2 separate regions of the Homo sapiens genome follow, and region 1 is linked to region 2. Evidence: read pairs that join two places in POLR2A ChIA-PET (ENCODE). Cell type or tissue: PC-9. All regions are shown on one strand. Each heading gives the region's core, and the rest is flanking DNA. Links, peaks and the distances in the headings are about the cores only. Region 1 has its middle 27 kb from the start of LINC02068. Region 2 overlaps PLD1 (phospholipase D1).

What was found. ChIA-PET counts read pairs that join two places held together with the same protein. Peaks named below come from ENCODE experiments on the same cell type or tissue, not always from the same donor. Only the 100,000 strongest peaks of a DNase experiment are listed, where the experiment ranks them.
Region 1: POLR2A ChIA-PET joins it to region 2 with 10 read pairs; 3 of 35 experiments call an interaction of 5 or more read pairs at or near these places.

The regions. Positions count from the first base shown.
Region 1 is chr3:172,615,943-172,630,087 of GRCh38, reverse strand. No RefSeq gene overlaps it. Among named protein-coding and RNA genes, the nearest start is that of LINC02068, 27 kb to the right of the region's middle. In PC-9, for the core only: CTCF peaks have their summits at 6,473 and 6,679 (motif pointing right); DNase peaks (open chromatin) are centred at 3,637, 4,426 and 6,967; H3K4me3 peaks cover 790 bases; H3K27ac peaks cover 2,524 bases.
Region 2 is chr3:171,654,700-171,670,289 of GRCh38, reverse strand. PLD1 (phospholipase D1) reads left to right here. Exons shown (of 27, transcript NM_002662.5): 20 at 8,120-8,230; 21 at 10,989-11,077. Among named protein-coding and RNA genes, the nearest start is that of PLD1, 150 kb to the left of the region's middle. In PC-9, for the core only: no CTCF peak of the experiment used is centred there; no DNase peak of the experiment used is centred there.

The DNA.
Region 1 (14,145 bases), core at 1-8,000, 960 kb before region 2:
TGGTTATATTTGGCTGGATGGATCCCCAAACAGCTCCAACACATCTCCTTTGGGGCATTTAAATGTAAACTGTATGTGTGTTTTAATATTGCTTTCTTGTTATTTTCATTCTCTTTATCCCCTATGTTTTTAATTTTTTTTATAACTCAGATTTTCTAATGGACCCCCTATTGAAACATCTAGAAGATACAGATATCAGTACCAGATGTCTCAAATCCAAAAGACTGGAAATGTAAATATGATTTCTAATAGGCACACATGGTAGCTCAGTGCTGTCAGTACATTTTGTGTCATCAGAGTGAGAGAGGTTGGTGACAGCATTTGCACGCGTCTTCATTTGAAAGGCTCCTCTCCCACATTTTCTCATGGCTGACTCATTGTTGGCATCTTAGATTAAATGCCCCCGCCTCAGAGAAGTCCATCTCAGCCAGCCAGTCTGCCCAACCCTCCCAATCACCACCACTGTCCCCATCCCCTGGCCCTCTCATCTGATTGCGACACTGATTGTTGCTGTTCCATCTCACTTCTGATGATCATGTCTGTATGTATGTGCTTGTTTTCTTTTCTCCCCGTGCTTATTTGTAAGCTCCACAAGGGCAGGAACTTTGTCTTTCTTGGCCTTTCCTGTTTTCTCAGCACTTAAAACAGGGCACACAGTAGACTTTGAAAAAACGATTTTGAAGCCTCCTTCCTGAGTGTGTTTCTTCGCTGTAACTGCCATTTGCCATGTTCTTCTCTTTTTGCGGGGAGTGAGAGGGAGAGGACATGGTCTGAGTCTCGCTCTGTCACCCAGGCTGGAGTGTAGTGGCATGATCTTGGCTCACTGAAACCTTCGCCTCCCAGGTTCAAGCAATGCTCCTGCCTCACGATCCTGAGTAGCTGGGATTACAGGCACGTGCCACTGTGCCTGGCTAATTTTTGTATTTATTAGAGATGGGGTTTCACCATGTTGGCCGGGCTAGTCTTGAACTCCTGACCTCAAGTGATCCACCTGCCTCAGCCTCCCAAAGTGCTGGGATTACAGGTGTGAGCCACCGCACCTGGCCTGAGTGGTTTTTTTAAAGTTGATTTTGAATAAGTCCTCACCAAGAAAAATTAAACTTATAAGAATTGGGGTATTATTACCCTTCTTCTTTAAGAAGTAAGTTATGTCAAATATAATTAAGACTAAAAAGTAAATATTTCCAAACAAAATGAAACAACTGAAAGGAAGCCCTGTTTTTAACTACCAAATTTTAAAGCAAAAAATGCTTTTGAGTGAAGTTCTTTTTGCTTTTTGCACAACTCATGTCTGTTCTAAATTTTTCTCAGCAGATAGTTTTTGCTATGTTGAATAAACCATTGTAAACTGCACTAAAAAAATGACCTATCTAACATATTCTATAAGTGTTCCACGGAATTTTTTTTTTTTAAGAGATGGGGTCTCACCATGTAGCCCAGGCTGGTCTCAAACTCCTAGGCTCAAGTAATCCTCCCACCTTAGCCTCTCAAAGTGCTGAGATTATAGGCGTTAGCCACTATGCCCAGCCTGAAGTCAATTTTAGAGTTTGAGAATTTTTGTTTTTGTTTTTGAGACGGAGTCTCGCTCTGTCGCCCAGGCTGGAGTGCAGTGGCGCAATCTCGGCTCACTGCAAGCTCCGCCTCCCGGGTTCACGCCATTCTCCTGCCTCAGCCTCCAGTAGCTGGGACTACAGGCGCCCGCCACGACGCCCGGCTAATTTTTTGTATTTTTTAGTAGAGACGGGGTTTCACCATGTTAGCCAGGATGGTCTCGATCTCCTGACCTCGTGATCCGTCCACCTCGGCCTCCCAAAGTGCTGGGATTACAGGCGTGAGCCACCGCGCCGGGCCTAGAGTTTGAGAAATTTTAACCAGACAAGCCAATCTACCACGTTTTTTTTTGTGTGTTTTTTTTTTTAATGAGATAGAGTCTCACTGTGTTGCCCAGGCTGGAGTGCAGAGGCACGATCTCGGCTCACTGCAAGCTCCGCCTCCCAGGCTCACGCCATTCTCCTGCCTCAGCCTCCCGAGTAGCTGGGACTACAGGCGCCTGCCACGATGCCCGGCTAATTTTTTGTATTTTTAGTAGAGACGGGGTTTCACCGTGTTAGCCAGGAAAATCTCGATCTCCTGACCTCGTGATCCACCTGCCTCAGTCTCCCAAAGTGTTGGGATTACAGGCGTGAGCCACTGCGCCCGGCCAACAGCAATCTACCACTTTTAAGATGTGGTTTTCCCTTTTTGTTTTCATTATTTTTTTAATAGAGAAAATGTTTTTCATTCCAGTTAAATTCATGAAATCAAGAAATAATACTTATTTTGCTTAGCTGCAGGTTAACGTTATTTTAAGTATTGTACTTTAAGATAAATGGTTTACTAAGCTGAGTAACAACTCTCCTGCTTACGTCATTTCCACCAGTCTCACAGAATGAAGTTAACTTCCTTCTGGATAAAGCCAGTGTTTCTATTTGTGTCCTTAATCCAATTCATTATTGTCTCACTCAAGGACTTGCTAAAGTACCTCCCTTCTGTCCTGTACCTTTAACTCTCCGTTTCTACTCACTCCTTCCTCTTAGCTCTATAAATACAGTCAAATTTGTCCTCTCAACAAAAAACTCCCCTTTGACTTTTATTTTCCTTCTGGCCCAAACACTGAATTGTCCATAGTTTTAGAAGTTGACAAATATCAACATCACAAAATTCTACTTCATGTGATTTCCATTAAAGAAAAATTTTTGTGTGTGTACACACACACCACATACACCAAAGGAGAGTTTAAAATTATACATGATGCAATAGGGTTTTGGTTATCTATTGCCAAGCAACAAATTATTATGCAACTTGCAATTTAAAACAGTCATTTGTTGTCTCAGAATTCTGGGTGGACTGAGCTTAGCTTGGCGGACCATCTGCTAAACTTGATGTTGCCTGTGACTACAAACTTCAGGGTCCCACTGAGCTAGAACCTCCATGATGGCTCACTACGAGGCTGGCAGTGGTGCTGGCTGTTGGTTGACTGCCTTGGATCTCCTTTACATGGCTTTCCCTTCTGAATTGTAATACTAAAAGCATGGCATCTGGATTCCAAGATAGAACATTCTCAATATGCAAAAGCAAAAAGCTTTGTGTCTTCTAAGGTCCAGATTTGGAAGTTATTCAACATCACTTCCACCATATTCAGTTGGTCAAAGCAAATTATAGGACCAGCCCAGATTTAAGGAGAGGGGAGACAGACACCATCACACAATGGAGGGTGTGATTAAGAGTTTATAGCCTTTTTTTTTTTTTTTTTTTTGAGACAGAGTCTTACTCTGTCACCCAGGCTGGAGTGCAGTGGCGCAATCTCAGCTCACTGCAACCTTTGCCTACTGGATTCAAGCAATTCTCCTGCCTCAGCCTCCCGAGTAGCTGGGACTACAGGCATGCGCCAGCACGCCCAGCTAATTTTTGTATCTTTAGTAGAGGTGGGGTTTCACCATGTTGGCCAGTCTGGTCTTGAACTCCTGACCTTGTGATCCACTCATGTCAGCCTCCCAAACTGCTGGGATTACAGGCATGAGCCACTGTGCCCAGCCTATAGCCATCTTTATTGCACCACAATTCTTTCCAGAGGAGAATTCCATTTTGATTAGTCATTGAAAAGAACAAAATTCTCTTTACATTTTTTATGTCTGATGATTGAGAGAATTTTTCACAGATTGACTCTGACCCCAAACATTTCTAACATTGTTTTTGCTCCACTCTGCTGAAATTTATTTTGCTTAGTGCTATTGAATAAGTTCATATTGCAATACATACGCCCTCCACTTCAGCAGAGTATAGAATGGGATATTCCTGGAAGCTGTTCCTCTCCTGGATAAGTCAGCAATAACTTAACTGAAGCAGCTGCATATAATAAATATATCCTTCTAAACTCAAGCTAAATGTATCCCCAGCTCAATTTTTCCTTAGCGGATCCCCAAAATGCCTGTAGCCATTCCAAGCCATCTAACGTGGAGAATCACAATGGAGGAGAAGTTGTGGTGGGAAGAGTCAGTGATACTAACTGCAGTTAAAAAGTATTTTTACCTATGTGTGTTTTTAAAAAGCAACATCTTGTGTACCTATAAAAGGGGCTTATTCAGATAAAGGGCCCTAAACTCAAGTTTTATGGTAAATATGCTCATGCACAAGATTGAGATTTATACATTCACCCTCCTTCCAGATGTCTCTCCTGAGCCATCCTTAGGCCTACCAGGGCAGCAAGCCTCAATCTAAATGCATTACCTTCTTCCCTGAAGTGCCATTGCATTATATGGTCCCTATGTCATTTGATTGTATCACCTTCTCTTAGGTCTCTAGTTACTCAAGCTAGAATTATAAGTTTTATTTATTTCCTCCAGTCCTTCAACTTTCAATCAATCACCAAGCCCAATCAGTTTTACTTCCTAAATATTTCCCAACACCATTCCCTTTTTTTTCCATCCCTGGACACACTGTTTTACTTGAGTCATCACTTCTTGCCCAAACAATTGCAATAACTCCCTAACTACTTGTCTCCCTCAGTTTCATGTTCCTCAAATGTATCCCCTCCACAGCTGCAAAAACGATGAATTAAAACTCACACCTGACAAGATACTTCTCAGCTTCAAGTCCTGTTGCCTACTGGCAGGTTTCAAGCCACTTAATGTTATGTGCCCGGCTCTCCCTCGTGACCTTGCCCCTGCCCACCTCTGCAGCAGTAGTTCCTTACGTGTGGTCTGGGGACCCCTTGGGGGCCCACAAAATCAAAACTATTTTCATAATACTATGTTATTTGCCTTTGTCACTTTTTCTTTCATGAGTGCACAGCGGAGTCCTCCAGCAGCTACAGACATGTGATGTTGCAACAGATCCAAGGCAGAAGCAGGTGTGAGAATCCAGCTGTCTCTAGTTAAGCTAGACATTAAAGAGATTTGTAGGCCCGGGCGTGGTGGCTCACGCCTGTAATCTCAGCACTTTGGGAGGCCGAGGTGGGTGGATCATCTGAAGTCAGGAGTACAAGACCAGCCTGGCCAACATGGTGAAACCACGTCTCTACTAAAAATACAAAAATTAGCTGGGCGTGGTAGCGCGCACCTGGAGTCCCAGCTACTCGGGAGACTGAGGCAGGAGAATCACTTGAACTCAGGAGGCGGAGGTTGCAGTGAGCCGAGATCGCGCCACTGCACTCCAGCCTGGCGACAGAGCGAGACTCCGTCTCAAAAAAAAAAAAAAAAAAAAAAAAAGATACTTGTAAAAATATAATACAACGCCACATTTTTCACTAATTTGTATTTGAAAAATTCAGGATTTCTTTCGTAAAATAGAGCTTAAGATAACATGTAATTAAATACATTAATAACTACATTTCAAATTTATCAGCTTTAGTCTCCCTCCCTCCCTCCCTTCCTTCCTTCTTTTTTTGTTTGTTTTCCTCAGGGTCTTGTTCTGTTACCCAGGCTGGAGCATGCAGTGCCACAATCTTGGCAAACAGCCTCGACCACCCAGGCTCAAGTGATCCTTCCACCTCAGCCTCCTAAGTAGCTGGGACTACAGGTGCATGCTACCATGCCCATCCAACAGTTTCTTAAAAGTAAATAAACATCGGCCGGGCGCGATGGCTCACGCCTGTAATCCCAGCACTTTGGGAGGCCGAGGCGGGTAGATCACGAGGTCAGGACATCGAGACCATCCTGGCTAACAGGGTGAAACCCCGTCTCTACTAAAAATACAAAAAATCAGCCGGGCGTGCTGGCGGGCGCCTGTAGTCCCAGCTACTCTGGAGGCTGAGGCAGGAGAATGGCGTGAACCTGGGAGGCGGAGCTTGCAGTGAGCCGAGATCACACCACTGCACTCCAGCCTGGGCGACAGAGCGAGACTCCGTCTCAAAAAAAAAAAAAAAAAAAAAAAAAGTAAACATCAATAAATGAAGCCCACATAAACAAAAGCTCTTCGTGGGGGAGGGGGAAGGGTCCTCAATAATGTTTAAGATTGTAAAGTCCTGAGACTGAAAAGTTTGAGAGCTGCTGCTCTGTAGCATCCTCTCCTGGCCGTCCCTGCACATCGTGCTGTGGTACAGCTAGCCAACCCGGAACTTATTACCGCGGTTCTGTTCGTGTTCCGCACATGCGCCATGTTCTCTTACCGAACACCCTTCCTTCTCCTTAGAGTGCTTTTCACTGTTCTTGTATTTCTTTGCCAGCCTCCTCCAGGAGCCTTTCCTAACTCCTTTCTCAGGAGGATTTAGGGGTCGTTCCTCGGGTCTCACACTGCACTCCACACATGACATGGTAATTGTCTGCAGGTAGGTCTGACTCCCTCACAAGACTAGGACCCTTGATGTGGGGGTCACGTCAGCCTCACCTCTGTGACCCCAATGCCTGACATGGTGCCTCTTATAAGCGCTCAATAAATCTTTGATGAACAACCAACTGTATCATTCTTCTTCCTATTAACAACGCATAGTTTTCAGGATATGTAAAATAATGCCTGATACTTTTGTATATATTCGCTTATTTATATTCCTGAGATAAAATATCTGGGGCTTTCTTTCCTGCATGAGTTTTCTTTCTACTAATGTATTGAAAATCTTATTTGGTTAAAGAGTGAAATTCCAAAGCCTATAATATAATAGACATTTAAAAATTTAAAGCCATTGCCAGTAGAGGGCGCCTTGAAAGTCAACGACGTTCGCCATCCCATACACTGCGGTTTGTGTTTTGTGTTTCATCTGGATTCTTTTTCTTTTCTTTTCTTTTCTTTTTTTTTTTTTACAAAAAAGAAAGAAAAGATTTATCAATAGCTTTCTTGTACTTTTTGTAAAAGGTCAATAAAAGTCATAGTTCATCACAGGATTAAGTTGGGTTGTTTTTTATAAAATAGAATTGAAAATTCTCATAACTACCTGATTAAAAAAATGACTGAGTTCTCAAAACAAACAAAACAGGACTTGCATTAATCCTTTGTTGAAATATGACTCACCTCTCTGCTTGCCAAAGTGTTTTATTTTTTTTTAACATGCTTTTATTCAAGGTAGATATTTGCCATCCCTTTGCAGAAAGGCTGACAGAACAGTGGTGGTCTGCATTTTTGAGGGACCGTTTAGTGTAGCAGGAAATATACGACCTTTATCTTTTCATTCTGTTTGCTGGCAAACCCCAGGCACCCAGCACTGCATTATAGAAAAACTGCCTTTGAAAACAACAAATAAGGCAGGGAGGGGTGGCCTTCAAAAGCTGGGGCACAGGTTCCAGCAAACAACATCCAGCCACGATGTTTGTGGAACTGCCATATTTTTAAAAACAGACATAAAATGATTAAGAAGGAAAACCTCACCATTCATTTCATGTAGAAGAGAGGAAATATCATGAACTAAAATTTGGGAAACTGTAATCCCAGTTCCAGCTCTGCCAGTAAATATCTCGGTAAATTTAAGTTTTTATTGGGGTTTTGTGTTCCCCATCTTAAAAGTCATTTTATCTAAACCTCTTTCTTACTCCCCCCAAATACTTGAAACAGCTTATAATTAAACAAAAAATATAATGAAATTGTGACACAGAAATAGTAGCTCTGTATTAGTGTGTTTTCACACTGCTATAAAGAATACCTGAGACTGGGTAATTTATGAACAAAAGAGGATTAATTGACTCACAGTTCTGCGTGGCTGGGGAGGACTCAGGAAACTGACAATCATGGCAGAAGGTGAAGGGGAAACAAGGCACATCCTACATGGTGGCAGGAGGGAGAGAAGAGCACAAAGGGGCAAGAGTCTCACACTTATCAAACAACCAGATCTTGTGAGAGAACTCCCTTATTATCATGAGAACAGCATGGGGGAACCACCCCCATGATCAAATCACCTCCCACCAGGTCGCTCCCTCAACACCTGGGGATTACAATTTGGATTACAATTAAAAATGAGATTTGGGTGGGGATACAGAGCCAAACCATATCAGGCTCATAGCCAAGGAAATGAACAAAAATATGCTAACTAGAAAAATCAGTTTATGTGGTTGAACTTCCAGTTTGGCCCTGAGGACCCTGGCAGTCAAGGCAAAAAGTAGAAAATTTAGTCAGTGACTCAGTCTTTATTTTAAACAGGAAGAAGTCTTCTAATTTCTCAGAGTTGATCATCTTTCTTTATCAATAAATTCTAAAAGAAAATCCCGACATGTGACCTACTGAATAATGTCCTCAATTATTTTAAAGCAATACAGCAGGAACTTTCACGTAACTATTTATTTAATGAACCTCAATGAGAACTGTGGACGTGACTTTAAACATCAGTGTAACCATATATTGAATCAATAAAAGTAACAGTGTTTGTCCTACTACTTGTCTCTAAGGACTATTAAAAATAAAGCTGTAGAAGGGCAATTTAAAAAGGTTTGAGTTAAACCAAAGTCAAATGTTAGATATTGTCAAATATATCCCTGGATGTGTATTGATGATAAGATAATCTGCTTTCTGATTTTCTTTTATTGGGGCTCATGGAAAAAAAGAAAATGTTATAGGTGCATATGAAAATTATTAAAGATTGGCTGGGTGTGGTGGCTCATGCCTGTAACCCCAGCACTTTGGGAGGTCGAGGTGGGTGGGTCACCTGAGTTTGGGAGTTCAAGACCAGCCTGACCAACATGGAGAAACCCCGTTTCTACTAAAAATACAAAATTAGCCAGGCGTGGTGGTGCATGCCTGTCATCCCAGCTACGCAGGAGGCTGAGGCAGGAGAATCACTTGAACCTGGGAGGCAGAGGTTGTGGTGGGCTGAGATCATGCCATTGCAGTCCACCCAGGGCAACAAAAGAAAAATTCCATGTCAAAAACATTTTAAAAAATCAAGAAAATTATTAAAGGTTATACAGAAAGTTGTTAATTCATTACCTCTGAGGACTGGGAACAGAGATCTTAAGGGAAGAAAAACTTTTTTCCCCCAGTTTGCTACTCTCTGAAACATTTGAATTTTTTATTAAAAAAATTTTTCTGGAGACAATGTCTGGCTATGTTGCCCAAGCTGGAGCACAGTGACTATTCATCGGCATGATCATTGTGCACTACAGCTTCAAACCTGTGGCCTTGAGTGAACCTCCCACCTCGGCCTCCCCAGTAGCTGGCCAAGTGTGCACCCCTGCACCTGGCTTTGAATTTTTCATGATGATTTATTATTTCTTATTTTAAAAAGGGAAAGAAAAGCTGGTTTACCCATAACTAATACTCTGTACAAAATCTACAAAAGGACACAAAATTTGCATTTTAGTTTTCTTTTAGTCATGATTTAGTTCATCACTTGGCAAGCTATCTCTTGCAAAAAGCACTCACTCAAGATAGCTTAAGTAGAGTGAGGTTTATCATAGGGATACAACCAAAAATCTCCTGGACATCCAAGATCACAAAATAAAGGAAAGCTTTCCCCTCAGAGAGCTTGATACAGAAAATTCAAGACCCAGGCTATTTCCTCTTCCTCTCCATGTATCAGAAATGTATAAAAACAAACCAATTATGGATGGGGCATGGCACCTATTACTGACTTAACATTGTTTCTTAAGTCAGTGGTTTTTTTTTTGTTGTTGTTGTTGTTGTTTGTTTGCTTTTTGATTTTTTGAAACAGGGTATGGTTCTGTCGTCCAAACTGGAGTGCAGTGGTGCAGTCATGGCTCACTGCAGCCTCAACCTCCTGGACTCAAGCAATCTTCCCACCTCAGCCTCCCAAGTAGCTAGGACTACAGGCATGCACCACAAGTCCAGCTAATATTTTTATTTTGTAGAGACAAGTTCTCACCATGCTGCCCAGACTTAGTGTTTCTCAAAGGTTAACTGGCATATGAATTACTTGGGGACCTTGTTAGATTGCAGATTCTAATTCAGTAGGTCTAGATGGCCAGAGAGTCTAATTTTCTAATAAACTCCCAGGGATTTCCCTAATGCTGCTGGTCAGCTGACCACACTTTGAGTAGCAAGGCCTTACTGCACTTTGTTTTTTTTTTTTTTTTGAGAGGGAATCTGATTGGTTGCTAGCCAGCCAATAAATTGGTTGAGTGCAATCATCTGGGTCCTGCTCATATGCCCAATTAGTGGGAGCTATGGTTGGAAGTAGAGTCTCAGAATGAGAGACACGAGTGGGCAGGCAGCTCAAAAAAGATCAAACATTATACCCTTATCTGCATCCAAAGTTGCCACAAACATGAGCCAGCTATGAACAACAGAAAACCCTCTCTCCCTGTTGCAAACCTGCAACAACTCTGAGGAAAGTGGGGGGCTGCCTTCAGACTGATTCCAGGTTGTTGCAGGTTTGGAATAGGGAGAAAGGGTTTTCTGTTGTAAGTAGCTGGATCTTCCCCTAGGACCTCTGTTCCCAATCCTCAGCGGTAACCAGTTAACCCTCTAGGTGATATGCATTCTAACTTCTGGCTTGTTGTAATCTATTCCAGGTGTCTCCAGCTGATGGTGTAAGCAGAGTGTATTAGTTTGTTTTCACACAGCTGATAAAGACATATAGGAGACTAGGTAATTTATACAGAAAAAGAAGTTTAATGGACTCACAGTTCCACATGGCTGGGGAGGCCTTGCAATCATGGCAGAAGGTGAAGGCATGTCTTACATGGTGGCAGACAAGAGAGAATGATGAGAGCCAAGTGAAAGGGGAAACCCCTTATAAAAATATCAGCTCTCATGAAATTTATTCACTACCACTAGAACGGTATGGAGGAAACAACCCCCATGATTCAATTATCTCCCACGGGGTCCCTCCCAAAACATGTGAGAATTGTGGAAACTAGAATTCAAGATGAGATTTGGATGGGGACACAGCCAAACAATATCACAGAGGTAGTCACGTGTAAGATGCTGCCCCAGAGATTCTGATTCAGTGAGTCCAGTTTAGGGCCTGAGCACTGGGATTCTGAACAAGTTCCAAGGGTCATTCTGATGTATTGATATACCCCAGTTTGAGACCCACTGGACTGAATTTTTAAAAAATATTGCTTTGCATTGGGGTGGAGGTGTAGGGGGTAGTGGATGGGGTTCCTCACATAAAAATGCATATGTAATCATGTTACGTCAGTGGTTTTCAAATCCTCTGGAGGGCTTCTTAAAACACAGATTGTTAGTCCTACCCCAAAAGTTTCTGATTCAGTAGGTCTGGGGTGGGACTCAATGATTTACATTTTAACAAGGACTCAAGTGATGTTGCTGACCTATGCTGCTGTATTGTGAGAGCCCCTGTGTTATGTGAAGCTGCTACTGATGATCACCTGCTTCATAAACAGGATTGGTGGAAATAGTGTATGTAAACATTTATAAAATGGTTTAGAGCTATGAAAAATGTGACACAGTACTTGGTGAATTACTCAGAGAAATGAATAGAAAATGATTTCTATTATGGCTTTTTATATTTTTCCTTTTTTTGCGGGGGGGACAGGGTCTCACTCTGTCGCACAGGCTGGAGTACAGTGGTGCCATCTCGGCTCACTACAACCTCCACCTCCTGAGTTCAAGTGATTCTCCCACCTCAGCTTCCTAAGTAGCTGGGACTACAGGTGCATGTCACCATTCCTGGCTAGTTTTCGTATTTTTTGGTAGAGAGGAGTTTCACCATGTTAGCCAGGCTTCCCTCAAACTCCTGACCCCAAGTGATCCACCTGCATTGGCCTCCCAAAGTGCTGGATTACAGGCATGACCCACCATGCCCGGCCTAATTTTTTAAGGATCTAAGATAGAAAGGCCCACCTGAGGTGCATTATATTCTCCCTGCACATGAGGAGCATAAGTCAAGTCCAGATGGGAAGGTGATGGCAAGCTCAAACAGGCCCATTTGAGGAGCATTTAATATAGGGACTCTGTGCAGAGATGTGGGCACAATTAAGGAAACCAACAAGAGGCAGTACAATGCTCTGTGACTAGTAGTAACAGGCATCCTCATCGAGGCCTGGTAAGACAAAGAAGGGAATTATTCCCCACTCTAAGAGAGGGTAGCTATGTAAGGAAAGCCTGGAGGCAGCCGTATAAACCAACAGAGAAGCAGGCATGAAAACAGGTTCTCCAAACTTCATTCTCTGATATGGTTTTGTTCGGTTTTGCCACCATATCTCTGTTTGAATTATAATCCCCATTGTTGGAGGTAGGGTCTGGTGGAAGGTGACTGGATCATAGATTTGGATTTCTCATGAAGGATTAACACCATCCCCTTGATGCCATTCTCGTGATAGTGAGTGAGTTCTTGTGAGATCTGGTTGTTTAAAAATGTGTAGCACTGGCTGGACACGGTGGCTCACGCCTGTAATCCCAGCACTTTGGGAGGCTAAGGCAGCTGGATCATCTGAGGTCAGAAGTTCGAGACCCACCTGGCCAACATGGTGAAACCTCATCTCTACCAAAAATACAAAAATTAGCTGGGCATGCTGGTGGGTGCTTGTAATCTCAGCTATTCGGGAGGCTGAGGCAGGAAAATTGCTTGAACCCAGGAGGCAGAGGTTGCAGTGAGCCGAGATCACACCACTGCACTCCAGCCTGGACAACAGAGCGAGACACTGTCTCAAAAAAAAAAAAAAAGTGTGTAGCACCTCCCCCAACTTGCTCCTGCTCCAGCCATGTGACATGCTCTCTGCCCCTTGGCCTTCTGCCATGATTGTAAGTTTCCAGAGGCCTCCCCAGACACAAATGCCACTATGCTTTCTGTACAGTCTGCAGAACTGTGAGCCAATAAAACCCCTTTTCTTATAAATTACTCTGTCTCAAGTATTTCTTTATAGCAATGCAAGAATGGTATAATACATTCTCTTTCTGACTTCATTCTTCTGCCATTGCCTCCATGTTCTAAACAGAAACTAGGGTAGCTTGTTTGTGCAGGCCATATCGGTCAGACTCTGGGCCCACAGCAGGGCAGAGTACTGCGGGATGGATCTGGAAGGGCAAATAGAAGATATCCAGCCTGCAGGGCCTGTAGACTGAACCCCACATCTAATGCTTTGCACCCTATGGTTCACCAGCACAGATAATGAAATGGTGCCAATTGTAATCCCAAAAAACACAATCCCAGATGCCACCATCCCGAATGTCAAAATCCCCAAATCCTTAATTTCTAACTGAATCCCTAAACCATAGTGACAGATTTGAAATTAGGTGCAATCAAGGCCTCTAAAAGTGAATTTCAAGGTGTCACCAATAAAGTGTGCTTTTACTGTTCAGCCCAATGCATTTGGCAGAAAATTCAGATGAGTGGATTGACCACATGATATGGCAATGACAAAAACATCGGTTTAAAATCACATTATTGGCCAGGCGTGATGGCGTGCGCCTGTAATCCCAGCACTTTGGGAGGCCAAGGAGGGCGGATCACAAGGTCAGGAGATCGAGACCATCCTGGCTAGCACCACGAAACCCCATCTCTACTAAAAATACAAAAAATTAGCTGGGCATGGTGGCGGGCGCCTGTAGTCCCAGCCACTCGGGAGGCTGAGGCAGGAGAATGGCGTGAACCTGGGAGGTGTAGCTTGCAGTGAGCCGAGATCGTGCCACTGCACTCCAGCCTGGGCAACAGAGCGAGACTCTGTCTCAAAAAATAAATAAATAAATAAAAACACATTGTTTATCTGCATTGGCATTCCTTCCAGCTGATGAAACTCCAGTAGCTTTTAATGAATTAATGCCACATTTGCTTGAAGGAGCCAGCAAAGTTATGGACTGGTTGACAAATAATTCTGTGAACAGTAGGCTAAGAAAACACTTATGTAATAGTGTTGCTGTTCAATCTCCAGTAATGTTTACAGCAAATTTGTGGTCTGTATATGAGTGCATGTGGAATGAATTGCGTGCCTCTAAAACAACATAGAAGCATGTCACAGAAGATGGAAAATTTAATAGGGAATGCTCATATCAGTGCATATGAAATCATAAAAGAATTTCAAAAGGAGCAGCACCAGGTAGAAAATGAAAGTGAATGTATTCTCCAAAAGAGTCATGCCCTAAAAAAGAAAGCAGCTGTTCACCACAATATGCAAGACTTGCAAACATATGAAGGGACTTTACAAATATTATGGGAAATGCATCTTATGAAAACAACTACACATGGATTTCAATTTTTTTCCACCAAAATTAACTCATACTAACTTGTTGTAATGTGTCTAAACAGGATCTAGTTTGAGGCACTAA
Region 2 (15,590 bases), core at 3,817-11,816:
GAACATTTCATGTCCTCTCGTCCAGCTCTTTTGAAATACCAATACACTGTTGTTAACTATAGTCAACCTGCTCTGCTATTGAATACTAGAACTTATTCCTTCTATGTTTGTACCCATTAACCATCCTCTCTTTATCTCCACCCTATTCCCTGTACCCGCCTACACAAACCCTTCCCAGCTTCTAGTTTCTATCATTCTACTATCTACTTGCATGAGATTGACTTTTTAAGCTTCCACATATGAGTGAGAACAAGATTTTAACATAGTTGACTGTTCATAATGTAACTTAGAAGCCACAAGCTTATTTAATTGTGAAGAAAAATATAAGGTAGCAATTAAGGGATAGATTCTAGAGCCAGACTGTGTTAACATCTCAGCTCTGTGACATATGAGCTGTGTAACCTCGGGAAAATTACTTCACTCTGCAGTATGTTTCATTCATTTAAAAAACATAAATGACAGTATCTGTCTCACAGGATTGTGGTGATGGTTAAATTAATCCATGCAAAGCATTTAGAAGAGTATACCAGTTTGAGTTCCATCAAAAACAGCCTTCAAGCTTTCGCTAGTGTTTCAAAAGTTTGCAACAGGCTGGGCGCAGTGGCTCAGGCCTGTAATCCCAGCACTTACGGAGGCCAAGGCAGGTGGATTACTTGAGGTCAGGAGTTCGAGACCAGCCTGGCCAATATGGCAAAACCCCGTCCTACTAAAAATACAAAAATTAGCTGGGCGTTATGGCGCATGCCTGTAATCACAGCTACTTGAGAGGCTGAGGCAGGAGAATCGCTTGAACCCAGGAGGCAGAGGTTGCAGTGAGCCGAGATTACACCACTGCACTCCAGCCTAGGCAACAGAGCAAAACTCGTCTAAAAAACAAAAACAAAAAAAGTTTGCAACAAAGAAGTTAACATTTCTCTGGGTAGGTCACCAAGCTTGTTCTAGATAGAAATTTTTATGCCATAAATCTATTGGAATGGGGAGAAAGAGTATTTGACATAATAAAGTAAATAATAGATAAAATTCAAGTTATTCTTTCTTCTGGAGAAGGGCACCTAGTTATTAATTTTTTTAATACAGAAACATTGGTCACACGCCACTGGCAATTCCAGAGGGGGAGACACAGCCAGCCAGGGAGAGGGGAGCTACGGCAGGCAGTATGGATGCCTGCCCACCAGCACGAATTGCTGCTCCTGAAAAAGTTATCTAGACCTGACAGCTGACTTCAGCAGCTTCCACTGTACTTTTAAAAGAATCTTGGATGTTTCCCCTCAGTGCTGGGCCTTCTCAGAAGCCTGCCAAGAGCACTCAGAGAAGACATGGCAGGAAAAGGCATGGGTAGCAGGAGGAAGTGGGAGAGATGGTCCTGAAACTGCTTCTACACAGAGAAGGTGAAGGAACTAGAATAAACTCAGTTCCAGAATGGTCTTAATGGCATTTAAGATATATTATAAAGACAGAGGATATTTGACATGTCTATTAAGCTGAAAGAAAATGCTGAATGCCGTGTCAGCATCAACATGGGGTCAACACATGGGAACAATCCTTTTTAAAGCTCATAGTAGAAACCATTCCTTGGACAGTCATGCTGAGAATTCCTGCCTATATGGAAATAACTCTACTGGAATAATGTCTTCAGTCCTACTTATGGGAAAAGAAGGAAAGAAGGAAGGGAGGGAGGAACAAAGAAAGGAAGGAAGAAAGAATGAGAAAGGAGGAAAGGGAAAAAGGAGAGAGGGAGAGAGGAAGGAAAAAAAAAGAAAATTTTCAAGAAAGTATAAATAACATCCAAATTATACCACTGAAAAAAAATTGTTTTCACGCTTGGAATAAATGTCCAAAGGATATTCCCAAGGATCTGTTAGATCTGAAAGGACAGCAAAATGTTTTGTATCCCAGAATGGTGTGAGAGAATAAAGTAGATAGGTGAAAAATAAAGTGAGCAGGTGGGGGTAAAAGGAATCCACCTTGTCCATTTCCATGGAAGTTATTTACCATGGGAGTTGTTTTCCATGTATGGGCCAGGCCTTCATGGACTAACACGTTTGTGAGTGTTACTGTGGGTCTTGGCTAGAAGAGCTGATATGAACAGGGCATTTGCTGTGTGCTTGGCACTGTGCTAACCCTTTGTGCATTATCTCATATACATTCAGCAGTCTGTAAGCTAAACTCCTGTGCAGCCTGTTTCTACAGATGAGGAAACTGAGACTTTGAGAGGTTAAAATAACGGTAACTAGTGGGGGTCTAGTGCGGTGGCTCATGCCTGTAATCCTAGCACTTTGGGAGGCCAAGGTGGGCAGATCACCTGACGTCAGGAGTTCGAAACCAGCGTGGCCAATGTATTGAAACCCTGTCTCCACTAAAAATATAAAAATTAGTTCAGCATGGTGGCATGGGCCTGTAGTCCCAGCTACTCAGGAGGCTGAGGCAGGAGAATTGCTTGAACCCGGGAGGCAGAAGTTACAGTGAGCAGAGATCACGCCATTGTACTCCATCCTGGGCATCAGAGACTCCATCTCAAAACCACAAACAGTAAGTGGTGGGGATGACTTGCTTCTAAGCAGTTTGGCTTCAGTGCCTGAGGTTAATTAGCTATGGATACTGTTTCCAGTAAGACCAGGATGGTTGTAACTGCTGGGGCTCTAGCAGAGCAAAGTTTCATGTCCTGTTTGCCTTTGGGTATCACCTTCTGTTGCCACAGCCCCAAATCCATCCCTAACTCTCCTTTTGCTTCTTTCTGGCTCCCAAGAACACCCAACTAATACTGTGTTTCCTAGGACTTCTTTCACCTTAAGTCCTATTCTTCAATAATTATCTTTTCTTTCTGTCCTTCAGCCTCAAAATTAACTTTTCTCTTTTGTTCAGGAAAGGAATCATCCTATGTGAATAACTGCACACTGTGATATGAATGGCTGACACTCAACTAGAAAAGTGGCTATGAAAAGAAAGAGCTTGATAAGATGAGACAGGTTCTTGAACTAGGTCAATTTCTTGATGCTCCTTGCCTGCTGTTCTCAGTACAGTCTGGAAGAAAAAGGCCCGACAATCAGAGGCTTCCCTTCTCTCCCCAATGCATACCACTTGTGAGCTTCTACACAGTTGGCCTCTGCTTGTGAAACATATAAAAAGTGCTTTTGTCCTAAATAGTCTTTGTTCCATGATTGACTTGGAATCTCAGGGAAATAAAAAGGAATTCATATATGTGCTGAATTTATAGGGAATAAAAGCATTATGATGAGAGAAAGGAAGGGAATTTGGGACAAATACTAAGAAAGATCCAAAGGTTTTCCTTCAGAAAGAAATTTCTGTTATTTAATCCATACATTTGACTTGGGCCCATAGGATGGAAGGTGATTAGGGATTGTGGTTAAAGAGAAGGCTATATTTTAGGTTAAAAAATAAGACGTAGCACGAAGAAAATGACTAGTCCAAGTTACAGCTTTGAGGTTAAACCATAAAATCAGAAATATGCCATTTTTTATATATTTTAAAATTATGTATTCAAACTCGTGGTTTGAAAAGTATAGATTAGATTTGATTCCCAGCACATTTGGGACGGTAAGATAAGCTATATTTTTGCATGTGAGGGAACAGTTTGAGGGTTATCTCAGTTACATTGGTTTAAAACAGAAATGCAAGACAAGTTGGTGAAGTCAGTGAAGAAAATGAAGAGAGTAAATATTAAAACAAAAGGAAATCTCAGTGGCAATGGAAAAAGGTGAAAAAATAAAACAAAAGGAAATCAATCAAAATGGGTGATAATGGTTTGGCTCTGTGTTTCCACACAAATCTCACCTTGAGTTGTAATAATCCCCCACATGTCATGGGAGGGACCCAGTGGGAGGTAACTGAATCATGAGAGTAGGTCTTTCCCGTGCTGTTCTTGTGATAGTGAATAAGTCTCATGAGATCTGATGGTTTTATAAAGGGCAGTTCCCCCGCACATGCCCTCTTCCCTGCTGCCATGTAAGATGTCCCTTTTCTCTTCCTTTGTGTTCTGCCATGATTGTGAGGCCTCCCCAGCCATGTGGAACTGTGAGTCCATTAAAACTCTTTCCTTTATAAATTATCCAGTCTCTGGTAGGTCTTTATTAGCAGCATGAGAACAGACGAATACAATGGGTTTGACTTATTTGACTGTTGATAAAACTTCCTAGGCCATCAAGCATTTAAAGCAGTTAAGTTGATTTTTATATAACCTCAGGGTTCCCTGCCTGTAGTTCAATGGTCTAGGCAGAGCAAGAAGGAAATTCGTATTTTCCATTTTTCTTGTGGTGATAGGGAGATTTTAACTAATTAGAATAGTAGTAAATGAATAACAATCCCAAGTGATTTTCTTCATGTGTTGCTTGAAAGATATGTTTCAAGTTTAGCCACAAATGATGACATTTTTTAATTAATGAGTTTTTATTGTAAGTAAAGGATACGGGGCTTGGACTCAGGCAATGGGATAGATGATGCTGAAGCCCCTCAGGAGGTAGGAAACCCCTCATACTTGATGGTTTTGCAGGTATCAGGGAGCCCCCTCCGCTTTTTCTTATTATGCTCTCCCACAGGCTGATATATAAAATGGTCTTTTTTTTTTTTCTTTTGAGACGCAGTTTCACTATTGGTGCCCAGGCTGGAGTGCAATGCTATGATTTCGGCTCACTGCAACCTCCGCCTCCTGGGTTCAAGCGATTCGCCATCCTCAGCCTCCCGAGTAGCTGGGATTACAGGCATGCACCACCAAGCCCGGCTAATTTTTGTATTTTTAATAGAGACGGGGTTTCGCCATGTTGGCCAGGCTGGTCTTGAACTGCTGACCTCAGTTGATCTGCCCACCTCGGCCTCCGAAAGTGCTGGGATTACAGGTGTGAGCCACCGCCCCTGGCCATAAAATGGTCTTCTTTTGGCTTGAAGCTTTAATATTTTAAATACTTAAATGCCTACAGATAGAGAAACATTTACCATTATCCTTCACAGAAAAAATGGCAAATATGTGACCTTCAGGCGTCCCCTTCCATGAAAGCCATTGAGGATCAATCTCAGAATTCTTCCCCAGTGCACCTGCTTTCAAGAATCGCCTCTTAACCCAGCTGTCCAGGAAGCCACTCTGAATCTATTAGACTTCATATGCAAGCTGACATTGATGTAATTCTCCTCATGTGTATCTTATGTGAATGAATTTATTGAATCTTATGTGAATGAGTTCATTGAGTCAGAGCAAATTTTGAGAGTGAGAAAGGAAAGAAAGTATAAGGTTTTTGGATTCGAGGGAAAAACTCAGATGTTACCAGCAAGGGTGGGTTATAAACTTTGCCTATAACTTTTTACAGAGGTGGACATACTGTATATAGAATATCTAGTACTAAGTGCCACATACCATTATTATCACTTTGTGTTTGTTATGCCATTTTTTTCTTCACAGCAGCTTTAGGGGATGGGGAGAGGTCTCAGTTGTACAGTGGAGGAAACTGAACCTCCATGATATTTAAATTATATGTAAATTCTCTTACACCTTGGACAAGTCATTTAAACATCATGGAGATTCCGGCCGGGCGTGGTGGCTCACGCCTGTAATCCCAGCACTTTGGGAGGCTGAGACAGGTGGATCACTTGAGGTCAGGAGTTCAAGACCAGCCTGGCCAACATGGCAAAACCCCGTCTCTACTAAAAATAAAAAAAAATAGCTGGGCATGGTGGCACACACCTGTAATCCCAGCTACTTGGGACGCTGAGGCAGGAGAATCACTTGATCCCAGGAGACAGAGGTTTCAGTGAGCTGAGATCATGCCACTGCACTCCAGCCTGGGCAACAGAACAAGACTCCGTCTCAAAAAAAAAAAAAAAATCCTGGAGGTTCCCTTCTTTCCAGTGTAATCTGCAATTGTATACGTTGCCTCCAGAGTTGTATAGAATTACATCAGGATAGCATGAGAATCTTCTCAAAGTAGCCTGCATTTTCAGTGCTATGTTCCTTAGTAACAAAATTAAACATTAATTTGAGTGGACTAAGAATTAAAACTTCTATTTCTTCAACCTTTGTTTTTTCTACCTGATGAATAATAATGCAGCTCCTTGGAGATGATGTAAAATCATGATATTTTTCCAGTGTGGATAATATTTATCTAAATTTTCCTTATGAGTTCTCTTCTATGATATTTAATATATTCATGTTGACAATTAAATTTTGAAATTTTGTTGCACATATTCATCTGATAATTTTTTTAATGCTTTGATTGGCGATATTTTGTAATAAATACCTCATATTGGATAAAGAAATAACACTACTGAGGATGGCACAGTCAGCGATTTTTAGTAAGTGTGAGTTTTGGATTTAATGGCCGTATAGTTGCAATTTTAAAGTTATTGATTTGAACAAGAATTTTTCCAGGCCTTTTATATACAGCAGACATAGAACTGATTATGTATTGGATCGCTTTGTATATTCCTAATGAGTATGGGAGCATTCTTTTTATTTTCAATATCAGTTGACCTTATAAGGGACAGTTTTAATATTCATTTCAAACCAGAAATAGCAAGTATTATTTTTATACTAATTCTTCTGTGTGTCATGCTATTGTTTAAGCACCTACTATATGCCAACATCATACTGCAATGCTAGTTAGAATGTTGGAAAAAAGTGATGACCAATGGTTGCTGAGTGTTGAGAACACCTTCTTTCCATGTTCTCTCATCCTTTCTTCTGTGCACAGCCACAGTCTGCTCTGCAGCATCCCTGACATGACCTGCCACAGCTCAAACACATCTTCTAATGCTCATTAATATAACACTTATAACCACTTAATAGATACCAGGCCTCCTGCTACACATTTCACGGTAATTCACTTAATCCTCTCTATGACCCTATAAAGTAGAACTCCATTTTATAGAACAAAAATCTGAGGCACAAAGAGGTTAAGAAACACGATCAACAGCCAGTAAATAGTTGAGCCAGACTTTGAACCTAGACAGTCCTGCTCTGCATCAGTGTATATAACCTATATTCAGGTGTCTGAGCGAGAAGAAGCTCGAGTAATACAGCCTGGACAGGTGAGTGTCTGCGTAGAGCGAGGCAATGTGAGCGATGAGAAAGAGGCAAATCTGAGAAATCCTCCAAAGAATAAACTGAAGTAGATGTGAGATTGAATATAGACGCTAAGGAGAAGAGGCATGCCAAAGACTAATAGAATGATGGTATGCCCCTGGCCAGTGGGGTATTTGAAATGGGAAATGGTTTAGAGAAAAAAGTCAGGAGCTCCACTTCGATGGGTTTAATCTGAGGTGATGGGATCAATCCCAAATTGACTGGCATGCCACACACATGTGATGAAGTGGCAAAACAGTGTGGCATAGTAGAAAAACTTCGGATATGGAATGACAAAAAGCAAGTTCAAGCTGTGATGCTGATGCTAGTACCTCTGTGACACCATGCAAGTTTCTTTGCTTCTCTGAGCCCCAGTTCTCTTTCCTGTGATTAATTTCCTTTATTATGCCATTAGAAAGTTTAGACTAAAGTGGCGTGCCATGGAACAGACAGCTATTAAAGGTAGAATGAAGATCACATGCCAAATGACCTACCTTTTAGAATGTATTAATCTGAACAATATCTATTTAGGGGAAAAGGAATAATCACATTGTTAAGTCAGAGCTAGGATGGCCATACCATATGGTCCAAACCAGTACCCTTTTAAGAGTAAAGATGGGTGCTCTGAATAAATGCACCAGAACAACAGGGATTCTGGTATAATTGAGGGACTGTCATAGGAAAGGAATACAAATGGTTACCATACTCACAGCCATCAGAAGAGGTACTTCTGAAATAGTCTTTGTAGAAACCACAATTTGTGGTTTCCAGTTTTGAATGAAAATAATCCTGGATGAAAGAGGGTATATTCAGGATGTGATTTCCAGCTGAGGACCTTCCTTATGGACTACATCCAAGGACCAGTTGCCCCCTTTCTCCCCTCTTCCTTAGCAGCATTCCCCACCCCACTACTCTCCTTTGGTTCACACATGACACTCAAGCCACTGTAATCATTCAGTCGTCTGGAAGAAAAAGGAGTGACTTCATTGTATTAATATATCTGATGTCCTCTCCATTGCTAATACTTGTTCATTTCTGATTGCTGCCTTGTAGTTGCTCCGCTCTGCTGCTGATTGGTCTGCTGGTATAAAGTACCATGAAGAGTCCATCCACGCCGCTTACGTCCATGTGATAGAGAACAGCAGGCACTATATCTATATCGAAGTAAGTCTTGCTCATGTAAATTCGTGTGAGAAACTGCCTTCCCTTAAATATCATGCAGAGATTTCAGGGTCCCCAAACTTAGGACCCCTCATATTAATAAGTATATTTTGAGGCGTGAAAAGTGCTGGAGAAGCTCTGGTTCATATCACCTGAATTTTGACCTCCCAAGCATACCTGGAACTGGCTCTGCATTGTCATTAACTCAAGATTCTATTGGGAGTCTCACAAATCTTTGCTGTTAAAATGCATCATCAACTCATTGTAATAGTATTAGACAGAAATACCCCAACATGGATAGGTAAGTTTTGTTTTCGCTTGGGTTGGAGGGTTTAAGTGTGAAGCAAGTTCTATTTCAGGAGAGCACACACAGGGGTGAGTTGCTAAAATAGAGACCACTGGATGCCACTGGTTTGGGCATGGCGGAGTAGGGAGAGTGCAGGGAAAAGAACGTGGAAAAGGAAGATGTGAGAACATTAAGAGCAGGTACCACCTTCTTCAATCCTGTGTGAACTACTATTGATTAGGAAGCTTTTTTTCATCCCAGAATTTTTAGAGCATATGAGAAAATCTGGGGACACTGAGTTTAGTTTGGGAACTTAAATTACTCTTCAAAGTGAATATAAAAATAGTTCAGAGAACTTGAAAAACCCTGAGAAAATAAAAAGTCACAATAATGGAAAAAATAAATCATAGCATAATTTCCTTCCTTATTTGAGTCTTTTCTTTCCCATTGAATTTTTTAAAGGTAGATAGGGGAATGGGTTAACTGAGGAAAACCATTCTAGCCCTGTTTTTCTTCCCCTTGGGTCCTGGCCCTCTCCCGCTCTGCACAGCAACAATTCATTAGAGACAAGCAGGGAAGAATTGGAGCTTTATTTGTTTCATGAGCCTGGCTAGAGAAACCTAAGTTAAATATAATATATTAGCTGGCTAAATGCAGTGTGGTATCCTGAATGGCATCATGGAATAGATATAGGACATTAGTGGAAAATGAGCGAACTCTGCATAAAGTCTGGAGCTTAGTAATGCTATTAGTATTATTAATTTAAACAATTATACCATAGAGATGGAAAGATGTGAAGGCTGGCTCATCTATTGCCCAGAATCATTTTGCTTCATCTCTTTTTAGTAGCATTAACATCAGCTTTTCTGGCCGGGCACGGTGGCTCATGCCTGTAATCCCAGCACTTTGAGGGGGCCAAGGCGGGTGGATCACCTGAGGTCAGCAGCTCGAGACCAGCCTGGCCAACATGGTGAAACCCCGTCTCTACTAAAAATACAAAAAAATTAGCCGGGCATGGTGGCGGGCACCTGTAATCCCAACTACTTGGGAGGCTGAGGCAGGAGAATCACTTGAACCTGGGAGGCGAAGGTTGCAGTGAGCCGAGATCATGCCATTGCACTCAAGCCTTGGTGACAAAAGTGAGACTCCATCTCAAAAAAATAAAAAAAATAAAAAATAAAATAATCAGCTTTTCTTTTTAATGTGACAGTAGTATTAAATGATGTCAGTAACGCCATGTAGGTATACATAGTTGGGACATAGACCTGGTTGACACTCCTCTAGTCAAGATAAGCAGTCAGCATTCATCCGACTCTTCCAAAAAAGGAGAAGTAAAGGACATGACATGTAGCCAGTCTGTGTTTACAGCTGCTGAGGCATGCTAAGCTTCTTTATAATATGAATTCAGAAAAAGAAACATGGTTTGGTTGCCAATGAGATTTTGATTGTCTGATGCCCTAAGGGGAATCACATTCTCAAAAGACTTTCTGCACCGTGTCTTCCTGTAAGTTTGTCTTCTGGAGGCATTTTACAGATTTATGCACTTAAGTATAAAAGCTTATATAGTCATAAAAATGATAATGCCACAAAGGGATGATAATTACGAGTTGTTACATATATATCTCTTTACCTTGAGATGATTAGCAAATATTACTTTGTGATAATTGTCCTTATAAATTACAGATGTGTTATAACAATCTATTCTATTTGAACACATAACATTAGTAATATTTGCACCAAATTTTTCACATTCCTTTATGCAGCAACAAAATATTTTGCATTGTTATGATAATGTTGTAACTTGTTTTCTAGTAACAGTTTTAAAGACTATTTTGTAGATATATAAATAGCAGAAGTACTTAGAGGAAAAAAACATTTTTTATTTTATTAACTGGCTTATATATATGCAACATACAAAAGAGAGTTGAGGCTACTTAAAATAGAAGTTCAGAGATAATAAGAGACCCAGACAAACAAGACAAGGTGAAAGCAGATACCAGGAAATAATGGAGAAAGGGTGGAGAAAACTAGACCAGGCTTTACCATCTACTCTGTTAAAAAAGCAAGCTTAGCATGAGATAGAATGTTTGCCAATATAGAATTTTTAATCATAAGCATTTATACAACATGTGAATCTGAAAAAAACTAGTTTCCCCATTGATTAAATTTGCAGTGTTCCTAAGTATTCTGAGAATGTAATTTAGAAAATCACCTATAAGGAATTCTCATGGTGAAATAATATAGTGTAACTTTCCACTTGATTAAGTGTTACAGGTGATATGACCTGGAATCAGATGAGACCCTGAGTGAGATGAGGCGGCTTTTTTTCTGTGTCGTTGACTTTCTTGATGTGATTTCAGTGATCAGAACACATCTGCTGTGTGAAACATTTTAAAAAATATATTACAGTATTGTTCTTACGTATATTGCTAAGAAAATAAAGACTAACATGATTGTCTTGTTTATTTCTCATAGAACCAGTTTTTCATAAGCTGTGCTGATGACAAAGTTGTGTTCAACAAGATAGGCGATGCCATTGCCCAGAGGATCCTGAAAGCTCACAGGTAACAGCCTTTGGCTGAGAGTTCTCGCTGCAGATGTTCTTGTATTTATTACTAAAATGACTTTGCAAAGCCCATTTTTAAAGTACTGTCATTTCCTAGCAGCTTAAATTTGGTTCAGCCAGCAATAGGTTATTGATGCCTTTAGTCTGAGTCAGTTGCTAAAGATTTTTGACTGCCCTTTCTAGGGAATTTGAATTCTTCCAAGGCACAAAAATTTCTTCCTGGCCAGTCTGTTTCCCACACATGAGGTTTGTGATTTGTTTTATTTAATAGCAGACTATGAGCTGTGTTCGCTTAAAAAAGCAAAACAGACATAATATTTTGCTATGGGTTATATTTAAATTCTTGTTACCGTATGTCATATTTATTCAGCTCATGGGATTTTTTTTTTAATAATTGGTTTGCTGAGATAGAATTTACATACTGTATAATCCAGCCACTTAAACTATACAATTCAGTGATTTTTAGTGTATTCACAGAGTTGCACAACCACCACCTAATCAATTTTAGAACATTTTCATCCACTCAGAAAGAAACCCCATTAGCAGTCATTACCCATTCCTTCTATTTTTAGCCTCTGGCTACCACTGATTTTTCTTTTTCTATAGATTTGCCTAATCTGGGCATTTTGTATAAATGGAGTCACACAATATGGGGTCTTTTATGACTGATTTGTCTTAGCATAATGTTCTTGAAGCTTATCTATTATTATAGCATGTATCAGTATTTCATTTCTTTTTATTGCCAGATAATATTCCATGATGTGGATATACCACATTGTATTTATCCATTCATTAGTTGATGGACATTTGGGTTGTTTCTACTTTTTGCCTATTATAAATAATGCTGCTATAAACATCCTTTACTAGTTTTTGTGCAGATATATATTTTCATTTCTCTAGGGGTAGAATTGTCAGGTTATAGCTAACTCTATGTTTAACATTTTGAGGAACTGCCAGACTGTCTTCCAAAGCGGCTCTGCCATTTTATATTCCCATAGTATATGAGAGGTCCAGTTTCTCTGTATTTGCCAATACTTATTATTATCTCTCTCTTTGATTATAGTCATTCTAGTAGGTGTGAAATACCATTTAAGAAATGGTATTTCATTGTGATTTTCATTTGAATTTCTCTAATGACTAATGATACTGAGCATCTTTGTGTGTGCTTATTGGCCATTTGTGTATTATCTATGGAGAAATGTCTACTGAAATCCCTTGCCCATTTGTTCACTGGGGTATTTGACTTTTTATTTTTGAGTTGTAAGAATTCTTTATACATTCTAGATACAAGTCTCATATCAGATATATGATTCCTAGTTTCTCCCATTCGATGGCTTGTCTTTTTACTTTCTTGCTGGTGTCATTTGAAACAGAAATTTTTTTTATTTTGATAAAAGCTAACTTATCTATTTTTTTCCTTGTATCGCTTGTCCTTTTGGTATCTAAGGAATATAGATAGTGATATCTAAGAAATCACTGCCTGATCTAGGATCATGAAGATTTATGCCTGTTTTCTCCTGGGAATTTTATAGTGTTAGCTCCTACATTTAGATATTTGACTCATTTTGTTACTTTTTATATATGGGGTGAGTTAGGGGCCCAACTTTTTATTCTTTTGTTGATGGATATAGAGTTGCCCTAGCACCATTTGTTAAAAAGACTATTCTTTCCACATTGAATTGTCTTGGCACCAGGGACAATTTCTTCTTATGGCTGATTTCAGCTCCATTTAAAAGTAGCAGAACAAACACATAAGCAAAACCATTATATTTCATTACTTTAAGTCATTGAATGCACGCAGTGAAGAATAAGTGCATATGCATTTGGGAATTAAAACACTTTTTACTTCCAGTGTCATGTGGTACTTTGATATCTTTTTTCACATAATATTTGGGGACTTTTATACTTAAGGACATATTATAACAGTAACTATCAGCATTTTATGTGATTCACAGTTTATAACTACATTATCTCACTGAATCTTCACAACTACACTTGAGAGTAGGTCATGTATTTGTTGTTGTTATTGTTGTTATTATTGCTGTTGTTGCTGTTCCCATTTTTAGGATTAAAAACTGAGATTCAAGAGGTTATGTGACTTGTCTAGGCCACTAACCACAATAGGCAAAAAACAGCTTTGAGCCTAAATCTTTGGACTTTCAACCCAATGCTTCCCCTCACACCACATGACTCTAGTGCATTGATGGTTAGGATTAAAAACCCATTCAGGGCTTCCCCAAGCTGAGGCAAATGTGTTGGGCCTGTAGTTCCCTTCCCCTATTGACCAGCCATTGGATGCAGGCTGACCCTAGGGAGTGGGGATGACCTTGAGTGAGGCAAGTCCCTTTCACCTATGGAGGACTCCATACTTTTCATACCTGGAGGACTTCACTGTGAGTATTCCGTGGCCTACATGCTCAGTAGCTGATGGGATGGATGTCTTGATCCCATGGTGAGGGGATCTAGGCAGCACACTACAGCATCCATCATATCCTGCAGTGTGTACAGTGGATCTCACCTGTGACTACACATCAAAATCACCACTGACTTTTGCAAGATTACAGAGAGCTTGACTCACCTCCAGGCTTACTGGATCATAATTTCCTGGATCGGGGCCTGGCCCCGGTATTTTATACTGTTCCAAAGATGTGTTTTTAAGTGTTTGGAAGCCTGAAAGAATATTTTTCTTTACTGTAGTAATTTGTCTTTAAAAATCTGGACTTCTAAAATAATAAAATTAGGCTGGGCATGGTGGCTCACGCCTGTAATCCCAGCACTTTGGGAGGCTGAGGCGGGTGGATCACCTGAGGTCAGGAGTTTGAGACCAGTCTGACCAGTGTGGTGAAACTCTGTCTCTACTAATAGTACAAAAATTAGCTGGGCTTGGTGGTGCATGACTGTAGTCCCAGCTGTTCAGGTGGCTGCGGTAGGAGAACTGCTTGAACCCAGGAGGTGGAGATTGCAGTGAGCTGAGATCATGCCATTGCACTCCAGCCTGGGTGACAGACCAAGACTCTGTCTCAAAATAAATAAATAAATAAATAAATAAATAAAATTATAGTATTTTAGGGCTACAAGAAACTTCAAGATATTTTCTGATAGAACATTTCCTAGTGATCTTATGAGCTGCTCCTGAAAGGAAAAGGGATCTGTGACTTTAAAAATTATGGTAAAGTAGCACCTGTTGCAGATTGTATCTTACACTTGGAGTTTGACAGAGCACATTAAAGACTGGCAATTTCAAGTTTGCTTTGTGAAAAATGGGAAATTAGTTCATCAAATTTCAAATAAACCTGTGTCATTTAGCTCTGATCTCTCAATAGTCTCATTTTTTTGACAGACACATTTTCAAAATGGTACATATGTCACACATTTAGACTTTCAGTGGATACACACACACATTCTCAAAACATATTTTATGTTCCCCTCACCCCTGGCGTCTCTGCATTCTTGTTAATCTCCCTATGTTAATTGCAACTGTAAAATATATTTTCACTTAATTTCAAATCTGTGAGCTTGTGTTCTGTGAGCTTGTGTTAGGCAAGGTAAAGGCAGAATTAAAAAGCTTATCTTGGGCAGGTGTGGTGGCTCACACCTGTAATCCCAGCACTTTGGGAGGCGGAGGCGGGAGGATTTCTAAAGGCTAGAAATTTGAGACCACCTGTCTTTACAAAAAAATAAAAAATTATCCAGATGTTTTGGTGTGCCTGTAGTTCTAGCTACTTGGAGGCTGAGGCAAGAGGATTCCTTAAGCCTGAGAGTATGAGGCTGCAGTGAACTATAATCTCACCACTACACTCCAGCTTAGGAGATAGAATGAGGCCTCATCTCTAAAAAAATAAATAAATAAAAAATGAAAGAAACAACATATTTTGCAGGTTGCCACCCTGGGGTGACCCCTTTTCACTAATTAGGTGCCATGATGTGCCATCCCAAACTTACCCCTCTCTCTCCATAGACTTCTCTGGTCTCTACTTTTCTGAGACTCAGAACTTCCCTGCCAAAGTCACATTCTTAGCAACAAGTATAATTTTGGCTATTTGAAAAAGAATAGAATGCAGCCCAAAGCAGATGGAGGGAAATGACAGTCCGCAGTCAGCCAGGCCTCACCAAAGAATACAGGCCCTCTGCCAGGTCCCTCCTACCCTGGAGAAATCTGAGTCTTCAAATTGCCAACTCCCTGGACTGGTCTAAGTATTTTTCTGCCAGCGTTGGAATCCAGCCTCACAACAATTCCCCTAAGCAATTTCTCAGTTCCTCTCACTTCCTCTGGTTCCTTCTCAACAGCCATAATTCTTTATAGAAATAAGTTTTGCAAAGCCTTCATGTTCTGACATGACCTAGAGCCTCAGACTCATGTTTACCCCATGCTGACCTCAGAACAGCCGGGGGAATCAGAATAAAAAAAAAACAAAAAACAAATCTTCACTCTAATAAGTAAAACTGTCTCAGAGTTGAAGCCAGCTGCCCAACCCACTTGAAACCTTTCTTTGACAGCTCAAATGTGATTG